Regions from separate parts of the Homo sapiens genome. Here region 2 is linked to region 1. The links are chromatin contacts, found by Hi-C or POLR2A ChIA-PET in ENCODE. All regions are on one chromosome and are shown on one strand. Each heading gives the region's core, a stretch centred on a gene start or an enhancer-like site at or near the end of the contact. The rest is flanking DNA. Distances are from core to core; before and after follow the strand shown. Region 1 overlaps ARFGAP3 (ARF GTPase activating protein 3). Region 2 overlaps MCAT (malonyl-CoA-acyl carrier protein transacylase).

Region 1 (5,173 bases), core at 1,529-4,028:
AAAACATAAGCAATAAAACAATTTTTTTTTCTGGTGCAAGCTTTCAAAAATGTTAAAATTTTGTGAGGACTGTGTCTACACCAAATGCAGTCACAAATATTGGTTATGTCCATGGTTTCCTCTCTGGTAGGTGCTTCATGTAAAGAGCCAGACCTTTTTCCTTCTTTTAAAGAGCCAAATTTGAAATTTTTCATGTTATACTGAATACCAGAGCAAAGCAAAAATAATTAGAGAAGTTAATGAATAACAAAAAAAAATCTCTAAAGTTGAAACTAACACAGTCCAAGAAAAATCCACTGATGATTGACACACTGTTTTAAATTCTAACTCCAAGAAAGCAGTCTCACATACCTTCTGCAATTTCCAAATCCCATGCCGAGTCTGTCTGAGTCAACATTTTTTTTGCCACTAATGTTCATCTTTTCGTCTTTCTTCATTTGAATTTCAAGATCCTTATAGGCTAATCGTAATGATGAAACACTGCCAGAAAAACCAAATACTCCTTAATTTAGCTTTAATCCTTTGTTCTTATATTAAAATAGCAAGCAAAATTAAACATGTAATTTATACTTTTAGCTTCATGATTCTTTCCATAATTAACAATTATGAAGGCAAGTTGGTGTTTTTTCTACCTGCCTTTTTTGAACAGACGTTTAAGAAAATTTGAATGAGCTTACAGCCACTTTCTCATTGCTGCTCAACCTATACCACTGTTCAAGTTTAGTTCATGTTACCTATTATTGTATAATAACATAATGTATACCCAAATCACTTCCATATGGGATAGTGAAAAGCAAGATTTCTTACTTGGATTAATATTTTATTACACTTCCACATTACATAACAAAGCATGAGGTTAGTCTCACTAGTCTATCTTGATTTAAGATAAATAAATAAATATATAAATTTGACTTTACAAATAGATCAACTAAGGGGCTATTACTTAATTGTAAAAGGATCCTTCCATTTACAAAATAATTTCTTGTAGATACATCTCTATGCAATCAGGCTTCTGAGAGCATTTAAAATGGGATAGTGACTCATCAGCTAATAGACTCTTTAGCACTACTAGTCAGTCAAATACCACTCTTCTATTTAAAATCAAATATCTGCTACAAGCAGGACACCAAAGGGGTAAAAAGGTGTACAAAACATTGTCCTTGCTCTCAGATTTCTAAAAATGCAATAATGACTTAATTTTTCATAAAGAAAACTATGCCTATATAGCAAGAATAGCAGTTTGCATCATATTTTAGTGAGACAGCACAACATTTCAGGGCCCTGAAAAATGATCTATCTAACTTACAAGGATTTCTAAGTTATCATCCACTTTATAAAAACATGTAAAATACCATGAATTCCTGGCAAAAGAGGCATTGTATAAATTCCTAGTAATATAAATAAATTTCTGCATAGTAATAGGGAAAGACAACAGAATTTCTTTCTGTTTTTTGAAATGGAGTCTTGCTCTGTCGCCCAGGCTGGAGTGCAGTGGTGCAATCTTGGCTCACTGCAACCTCCACCCACGAGGTTCAAGCAATTCTCCTGCCTCAGCCTCCCGAGTAGCTGGGATTACAGGCACCTGCCACCATATCCAGCTAATTTTTCTATTTTTAGTAGAGACGAGGTTTCACCATGTTGGCCAGGCTGGTCTCGAACTCCTGACCTCAGGCGATCTGCCTGCCTCTGCCTCAAAGAGTCCTGGGATTACAGGCATGAGCCACCGCGCCCGGTGCAGAATTTCTTATTAGGAAAAAGTAATCTTGCTTTTGCTGTTTCTTTTCTTTAATGAGTCAAGCAAGATTTCTTTGGTTTTCACATGGCAGTTTGTTTTCCTTACTCTTCCTACAGAACAGGTTATGGCTATTTTATTCCTTAACAAATAAATACTACTTTTTCTTTTGGAGGAAAACAATAGCTCTGTTTAAAATCATGAATACATATAATTACAGCAACAGATTCTTCTGGAGAAGATGCATGGGGATGAAAAGGTTCTATTAGAAAGATAAGAGATGGAAAAGTTTTCCTTCCTAGGTAATCTGACATGGACTGGGTCACTCACTAAAAGCATGCACTTTGATGCTTACGAGAACATCTCTCTGGAAGCACCAACAGTTAAGAAGTCAGAACACCGCGTTTCTCAGAACTTCAGGAGTGCTTACGGGTACTGGCTCAAGGGAGGACTGCAGGACACAGATCAAACAAGCGGAGCAGCTCAAGGCAGCTCTGCCTCTTCCTTCCTTCCTACCAAGTGGGCACACAGAGAGCCTCTGAGGACGGGCTGGGAAACTGCTAGAAGGAGACCAGGATGCTGCATGGGCTGTTTAGTTTCACACTCTGACAGTACAAGAACAACACTGTTCTGACAGTTTACTGAGCCGAAATAACTTTATTTACAGCCATTAAACAAACTAACTTGCAACATAACACTCATGTATTAAGGATAAAACACCTGTACTTTCTACGGGTTTGAGTGGCAGTGGTGGTCATTAAGGCACAGTGGTGTGGTTGTTCTGAACAAGGCCATGAAAGTTGCCAAACTGGCTTCTCAAATCAAATTCATAAATCTTCCGATCTGCATCTTTGTTTTTGTGATGTATTAAACACTCCTAATGAAAGATACAAGTGAAGTCTGGTTGTTGCTTCCTGTTTTCAGGAAGATTAGCATGTTAATATTAGAAGTAACAACCAGACTTCACTCCATCCAGCTTACCTGCAGCTTCTCCATCCAGCTTACTTGCAGGAAGGAAGCTGATCAGGGCCCGATTTTACACACGCTCTGGGAAAACCTCAAGCATGAGTAATCTGGACAGAGCCTACTCCCAAATACCAAGAGAAGCCATCGAAACACTCAAATCTAACCTTTCCCTTTGCCAGGGTCAAAAACTTAGCTTAGTAAGAGAAATTAAAGTCTGTGACAAGTCAACGTAAATTTTTGTACACAAAGCATTTCAAACCATATTCGACCTAAATACAGTTCAGTGCTGCCCCCTATGTTCTGTGAATTAAATGACAAGGAGAAACAACTATCAACTTCAAATTATTTGGGTTTACCTTATAAACTCCATCTTAGCGAACCGTCAGTATGAACAGTAAGACAGTACGAAAAGTAGTTGCATTTACTGAGCACCTACTATGTGCCAGGTACTGTTTGATGCACTTCAATGAGCATTTAAGCTATTAAACTAATCCTTAAAACCACCTCATAAAATAGGTGTTATTTTCTTCATCATACAGTCTATAGTAACTCAAGCTAAAACAGATAAAATACACATGAAAGTAAGAGAAAACACCATTAAAAAACACACACATAAAAAATAGGGATCCAGGTTACTTTTCCTTTCTGTGTAGCATGCACCCTCCGCCCTTCTCTCCTGATCTTTGGTACAGTCACGGTTTCCAGAAGGCCATCTTTCTCTTCTGATTTCAACACAAATGAAAACCTCTCAAGAGCCTTACAAAAGTCTACGGAAAACCGATCTCTTCACTGGCCTCCTGGCTTCCAGTCTCCTCCCCTCTTCCTGGCCTGGGTATCACTACCGAACTCATTCTCCCGAGACGCCCCTTCATGACAGCACTGCTGAAGGAGCTGTTTCTCTTGGGTAAGTGGACAACCACAGCCTGACTTTAAGGTGCTCCACATTATCGTTCCAACTCCTCCACTTCAGGCAGGCCCCCGACACACACGATCATTCCACCTTCTTCATTCTCTGAAACTCTTCCTTCTCCCTCTCCAAGATCCAGGCTCAGAACCTCTGGAGACACGACCAGAGCCATAGTCTTCCATCATGTATTTAGAATTTAGTCACAGAGTCCAACAGGGCTTCAGATTATAAATACTTTTTTCATTATGCAGATATAATTCACATACCGTAAAACTCACCCTGTTAAAGTGCATGATTCAGTGGTTTCAGCACATTCACAAAGCTGTGCCATCATCACCACTAACTCCAGAACACTTTCAGCAGTCCAAAAAGCAGGCCTGGACCATTAGCAGCCACTCTCCATTCTCTCCTCACCCCAGGCCCTGGCAACCAGTAAGTTGCTTTCTGTCTCTACGGATTTGCCTATTCTGGACATTGCATATAGACAGAATCATATCATGTGATCTTTTATGACTGGCTTCTTTCTTAGCATAAACTTTTCAAGGTTTATCCATGTTGTGGCCAATATCAGGACTACATTCCTTTTTGTGGCTGAGTAATAGTCCATTGTATGGACATACCACATTTTCTTTCTCATTTATCAGTTGGTAGACATTTAGCTTATTTCTACTTTTTGGCTATTAGGATTAACGCCACTATGAACATTCATGCACGAGTTTGTGTGTGGTTGCACAGATGTAAGTTTTAATTTCTCTTGAGTATATACTTAGGAGTAGATTTGCTGGGTCACATGGAAACTTTACATTTAACTTTCTGAAGGACTGCCAAACTGTTTTTCACAACAGTGGCACCATTTCACATTGCCATCAGCAATGTACAAGGGTTCAAATTTCTCCACATCCTAGCCAACACCTGTTACTGATTTTTTTATTATAGCTTCCCTAGAGAGTACACAGTGGTATCTTATTGTGGCCTTGATTTGCATTTCCCCAACTCTAATAATGTGAAGCATGTTTCATGTGTAAACACCTCCATGCATCTCTGTCTTTCCCTTCTCACTGATGTCACTCCAGTCTTGCCCTTACAGCCTCAGCAGAGTGTTGCTGCCCCCATCGTCTCTTTCCCTTCCAATCCACATGCCAATGCAATATCAGTTTTCATAAAACTGAATTTTGCAGTACCCTCCCTTCCCCCCCCACACAAAAATACATGGCATTTGGAAAGCAAAATCTTGAGTTAATAGTTTTATTCCCTGAAAATGTATTAATATAATGAAATTAAACTTACATTGATTCTTCTTTAGATACCACCTTGGCCAGGTCTTCCTGCTCCTTCATTTTATCCGCAGCTTGAGCTTGTTTTTCAATTTCATTAAAGCATGTGTTTGCCAGTTTCTGAGCTCCCAAACTTCCTTTTTTGGCCCCAAGCTAGAACATATATAAGACTATAGTCTACACGAGCTGTTTGAAAGCTTCTGTGACTACAGCTAACATTTCCTAAGGGTTAGGACCTGCCAGGCACTGTGACAAGCACTCTACATTTGTTCTGTGGCTTAGTCCTCAGAACTC
Region 2 (5,173 bases), core at 1,405-3,904, 320 kb after region 1:
TGTCTCGCTCTGTGGCCCAGGCTGGAGTGCAGTGGCACAATCTTGGCTCACTGCAAGCTCCGCCTCCCAGGTTCACACCATTCTCCTGCCTCAGCCTCCCAAGTAGCTGGGACTACAGGCGCCCGCCACCACGCCCGGCTAATTTTTTGTATTAGCTGATCTCCAGACCTCGTGATCCACCCTCTTCGGCCTCCCAAAGTGCTGGGATTACAGGCATGAGCCGCCGCACCCGGATCTCAATGAGAATTCTATCACTCCTTTCATAATTTTTGACCAGTCTGTTTGCTTTTTATTCCATAATCTTCAAAATAAAAATTCAGAACTAAAATTCAAGCCCCATTTCACAATGCAGGGTCTAGGATATTGTCACTTTCATCTGAGGTTTCTCTGGAGAAGGAAAGAGCTCTCCTCTTGATGCCAAAAACCTCCCCTGAAGGCATTTGAGCTCAGAAGGGGCCTCGGGCGAGCCAATAGCTCCAAAACCCTTGCAACAGTGAGCAAGCAACAGAACTTGCAAAGGTCTTTATTATTTTTTGAGATGAAGTCTTGTTCTGTCACCCAGGCTGGAGTGCAAAGGTGCGATCTTGGCTCACTGCAACCTCCACCTCGCAGGTTCAAGCAATGCTCCTGCCTCAGCCTCCCGAGTAGCTGGGACTATAAGCATGTACCACCACGCCTGGCTAAGTTTTAGTAGAGATGGGGTTTCACCATGTTGGTCAGGCTGGTCTTGAACTCCTGGCCTCAAGTCATCCACCTGCTTTAGTCTGTCAGTGTTCCCTAGAGACTGTTCCTGTTGCCTGAGTCCTGGGCTGAAAAGCAGAACCCAGCCTGGCGAGCACAGACCAGGAGTGGGACCGGTGCTTGTGTGCTGTGACCACTGAGGTGTGGGCTACTTGTCACTGCAACAAAACCTGGCCTGTACTGACTCACCCGTGCTTCCCCTCCACCATCACCCTCCATGTGGCTCCATCCCACTGAGGCTGGACCGCAGGAACCAGGAGCCTCTTTGGTCTGGGCCTTCCAGACTCTGGAGCCCAAGCCCCTCCCTCCACACCTAGATTGTCTGAGTGACTGGCAGGTATGGGGATGGCTACTCAGTAGCACTTCCTGGAGCATCTGTGGTCTCAAAGTGCTTTCCGTGTAAGATCTCTGGACTCTGGCTCAACAGCTGAGCCCTCTCAAGTCCCAGGCTAGGGCCACAGGGCTCAAGGTCACCATCACAGGGGCCAGCAGTCTCCTCTCCAATGGCCAGTCCTTGGCCCAGGCATTGGGCGAGCAGGGCCCAGGAGCCTTTTCACATCAGTTGTTGGAAAGGGGCTTCCCCCCTGAGGGGGTACCCCTGCCCTCACCTGAGCTCTTTGCTGTGGCACTACCAAGAATACCAAAGGGAAGCTGGGCACAGTGGCTCACACCTATAATCCCAGCACTTTGGGAGGCCGAGGTGGGCAGATCACCTGAGGTCAGGGGTTCAAGACCAGCCTGACCAACATGGTAAAACCCCGTCTCTAATAAAAATACAAAAAATTAGCTGGGTGTGGTGGCATGCACCTGTAGTCCCAGCTACTTGGGAGGCTAAGGCAGGAGAATCACTTGAACCCAGGAGGTGGAGGTTGCAGTGAGCCAAGATCGTGCCACTGCACTCCAGCCTGGATGACAGAGTAAGACATTGTCTCAAAAAACAAAAAAAAAAAAAAAAAAAATCAAAAGGATGAACCTAGGAGTTGTCACCTAGACTGGGTGCACCTGTCTGGGAGCCTACTGGGGAGACTCCTGCCCTGACTGGGAAGTCCTTCCTGAGCCACTTCTGGGCTTCCTTCCAAGGCTGGTAAAGGGAACGCCTAACTAGCTCCAAGACTGACCTGGGGCCACCATACCTGACCTGCCCACCATCTCAGAACAGTCATAAGAGGCTCCTGCCAGCTCTCACTACTTCAGAGGAGGCAGTTGAGGACGCCTGGCACACGGTGAGCCCTCAAAGGGGAAGGGGAGCCAAGCACGGTCAAGTGGCGGAAACAGACTCCAGAGTGAGACAGACTCAGGTTCCCATTCTGCCTCTACTATCCCCAAGCACTTGCCTCTCTCTGCCTCAGCATCCTTGTGTGGAAAATGTGATTAAGAATCCCTTCCTTTAGCTGGGTGTGGTGGCCTGTGTCTGTAGTCCCAGCTACTTGGGAGGCTGAGGTGGGGGGATCCCTTGAGCCCAGTAGTTCAAGACCAGCTTGGGCAACACGGTGAAACCCCGTCTCTACAAAAAAATACAAAAGTTAGCCAGGTGTGGTTGCCCGTGTCTGTAATCCAAGCCACTCAGGAGGCTAAGGTAGGAGGAACACTTGAGCCCAGGAGGTCCAGGCTGCAGTGAGCCGTGATGGTGCCACCATACTCCAGCCTAGGCAACACAGTGAGACCCTGTCTCAAACAAACAAACAAAAAAAGAATCCCTTCCTTCCATATAGCACAGGATGGGCTGTGAGGGACATGAAGTAAGACAGAAATGCCTGGCCCGGGCAGCAGCCCCTCACACGGGCTGCAATCTGCGCTCACTCAGCATTCCCTGAGCCAGGCACTCAGCACCCACTGCTCTTTCTGTAGGGGGCTCCTGCCGCTCTGCTCAGGGTGCCCCCTGCTGGCAAACACATGCCCGTCCTCCAGCTGCTGCCTCCTGGGTTGCTCTTAGGCCCATGAGTAGCCAGCCAGACCCTCACTGCACCCCTCGGCCTGGAGTCATCCATTCACGGGGCTCTTCCTTTGACGGCAGGAACCCTGGCTAATCAGTCTGTGCGTCCCCAGCCCTTGATAAATGTTTGGGGAAGTAGCAAATGGAAGGAAATACGGTGGAAAGGAAATGAACTCCAGGGCAAAAACAGACACCTAAAAAAAGCAGGGCAGGCAGAGCAATCTAGCAGAAAACAAATCTCTTTTCTCTAAGGAAGCAACCAGATCACAGGCTCCTCAGAAGCCCAGAATGTACTACGGGAAGGGCCCTGGAGATCAGCTGGCCCTGCCCCTTTACTTTAGACATGGGCTGGCTGGTTGGTTCCAGACCCCATTCTACACGTGGTGGAGCAGGGCAGCATTCTTGCTCCTGCCTGCTTTGCAGCACTCGGTCTACCTCACTGCCCTGGCCCCAAAATACTTCCTAAAGACCGGGCTGGACCCAGCACCCGCCAGACTGCTAGGCCTCACGGGTGTGGAGCAGTTCCAACCCTCCGTACTGGACTGGCCTATGAAGGCAGTTCCCATCAACACCCACCTCTTGGTGTCCTGAAATCACCCTGCAATCTGGAAAGAGGTAGTTGGACACTTCACATACGGGGTTCTCTATGCCTAAAGACTTGCAGTGTTCCCGGGCTTCCAAACAGGCGAAGTTGAACTTGGACTGAGGCTGGCCGAGGACAGACAGCATCCCACTGGGGACAGCTTCTGAAGCTTCCTGCATGGCCTCAGCTCGGATTTTCACTGCATACAAACCTGGCCAGAGAGAAGCGCATTTGGAAAAATGAGGGCACAGAATGAAGGAGAAAAGGCCAGGCCTGAGAAACAAAGCCCAAGCTCCACTCTGCACTAGAGACAGGGGCACTGGTGTCTGCCACCAGCCAGCAGGGCCACAGTTCCACACACCTCCATCGACTGCACAAGCGCTCACCACCAAAAGTATGCTGCTGTGCTTGGCACTATACAAACTAACCCAAGGAGCTTCCTGCTATAAAGCTGGTTTGGAGTAGGACAGTGGTGCTCAACAGGCCGGGGGCAGTGTCCGGAGACGTTTTCCGGTTGTTCTGACTAGGGGAGAGTGCCACTGACGTCTAGTGGGTAGAGTCCAGGGATGCTGCTCAACATGCTGCACTGCACAGGTCAGCCCCCCTTGCCCCCAACAAAACAAATGACCTGGCCCAATAGCGCCACTGTTTTTTTTTTTTTTTAAATAGTGCCACTATTGAGAAACCCTGGTAAAAGGTAAAGAGGAACAGGGTGGAAGCCACATTGCCTTAGCCAAGTCACAACCTCCTTGAGGTTCAAATTTTTAGTTAGTAAAATGAGGATAATAATATCTAATCTGCCTGGGCTGTTGTGAAAGCTGGGAATTATTATTAGTTAGTTTATTAAGAGAGATCAGGCCGGGCATGGTGGCTTATGCCTGTAATCCCAGCACTTTGGGAGGCTGAGGCAGGACGGCTTGAGCCCAAGGAGCTCGACACCAGCCTGAGCAACATAGGGAGACCCTGTCCCTGCAAAAAATAAAATACAAATTAGCCAGGCATGGTGGTGCCTGCCTGTAGTCCCAGATGCTTGGGAGGCTGACACGGAAGGATCACTTGTGACCAGCAGGTTGAGGCTGCAGCTGTAGTAAGCTATGATTGCTCCACTGCACACCAGCCTGGTGACAGAGCAAGACCCTGTCTCAAAACAAGAACAACAAAAAAGAACCATCAGAGACATGGGCTACTGTACTACATGAATTTCAGTGACATAATTGTCATAAGTCAAGTGTTACTGTCCCCACTTAGAGCTGGAGAACCTGACACAGCCAATGCAGATGAACGAAAACCTATGACTCCTGATTCAGTGTGGCTCAAGAGCATGGAGAGAGGGCAGGCAGTGCCAATGATAATAAGAGTGGCCTGAGGGCTGGTCGCTGTGGCTCGCACCTGTAGTTCCGGCACTTTGGGAGGCCAAGGCAGGCAGATCACTTGAGCTCAGGAGTTCGAGACCAGACTAGACAACATGGTAAAACCCTGTCACTACCAAAAATACAAAAATTAGCCGGGCGTGGCAGTGTGCGCCTGTGGTCCCAGCTACTTGGGAGGCTGAGGTGGGAGGATTGCTGGAGCCCAGGAAGTTGAGGCTACAGTGAGCTGTGTTCATGCCACTGTATTCCAGCCTGGGTGACAGAGCGAGACCCTGTCTCAAAAATCCCTACAAAGCCACACATAAGAATGGCCTGAAACTACCAGACCCCTGACACCCTGGTCCTGCTTCCTGGGCAGAGAGAAGAGATGACCAGACTGAGAAGAGATTAAGGGACCTGCACAGTGTTTCACAGGTCAACAGAGAGGTCTAAGGAGCAAATCCTGACATATCTTCATTCACTTAGCACTTCTATGTACTGGACTTTTAGCTCCCTTACACAAGAACAGGAGGACAAATACATAAACAGCCTGTGACATCAGGTACT

Evidence for each region. Hi-C counts contacts between places; a loop is a spot of excess contacts on that map. ChIA-PET counts read pairs that join two places held with the same protein, here RNA polymerase II (POLR2A). Pooled maps may share reads with other maps.
Region 2: a pooled map shows a loop between it and region 1 (2.2-fold over the local background). The contact joins two enhancer-like sites. A Hi-C loop is called at or near these places in 2 of 50 pooled maps. POLR2A ChIA-PET finds 5 or more read pairs at or near these places in 2 of 52 experiments (T-cell and activated B cell).

Annotation. Positions count from the first base shown.
Region 1 is chr22:42,817,378-42,822,550 of GRCh38, forward strand. ARFGAP3 (ARF GTPase activating protein 3) reads right to left here. Exons shown (of 16, transcript NM_014570.5): 9 at 4,893-5,032; 10 at 352-480. Among named protein-coding and RNA genes, the nearest start is that of ARFGAP3, 37 kb to the right of the region's middle. Within about 2 kb of position 2,779, at least 3 of the 41 ENCODE cell types and tissues checked have a DNase peak (open chromatin) inside an H3K27ac peak, as active enhancers do.
Region 2 is chr22:43,133,831-43,139,003 of GRCh38, forward strand. MCAT (malonyl-CoA-acyl carrier protein transacylase) reads right to left here. Exons shown (of 4, transcript NM_173467.5): 3 at 3,251-3,468. Among named protein-coding and RNA genes, the nearest start is that of MCAT, 7.0 kb to the right of the region's middle. RefSeq lists an enhancer at 3,609-3,778. Within about 2 kb of position 2,655, at least 7 of the 41 ENCODE cell types and tissues checked have a DNase peak (open chromatin) inside an H3K27ac peak, as active enhancers do.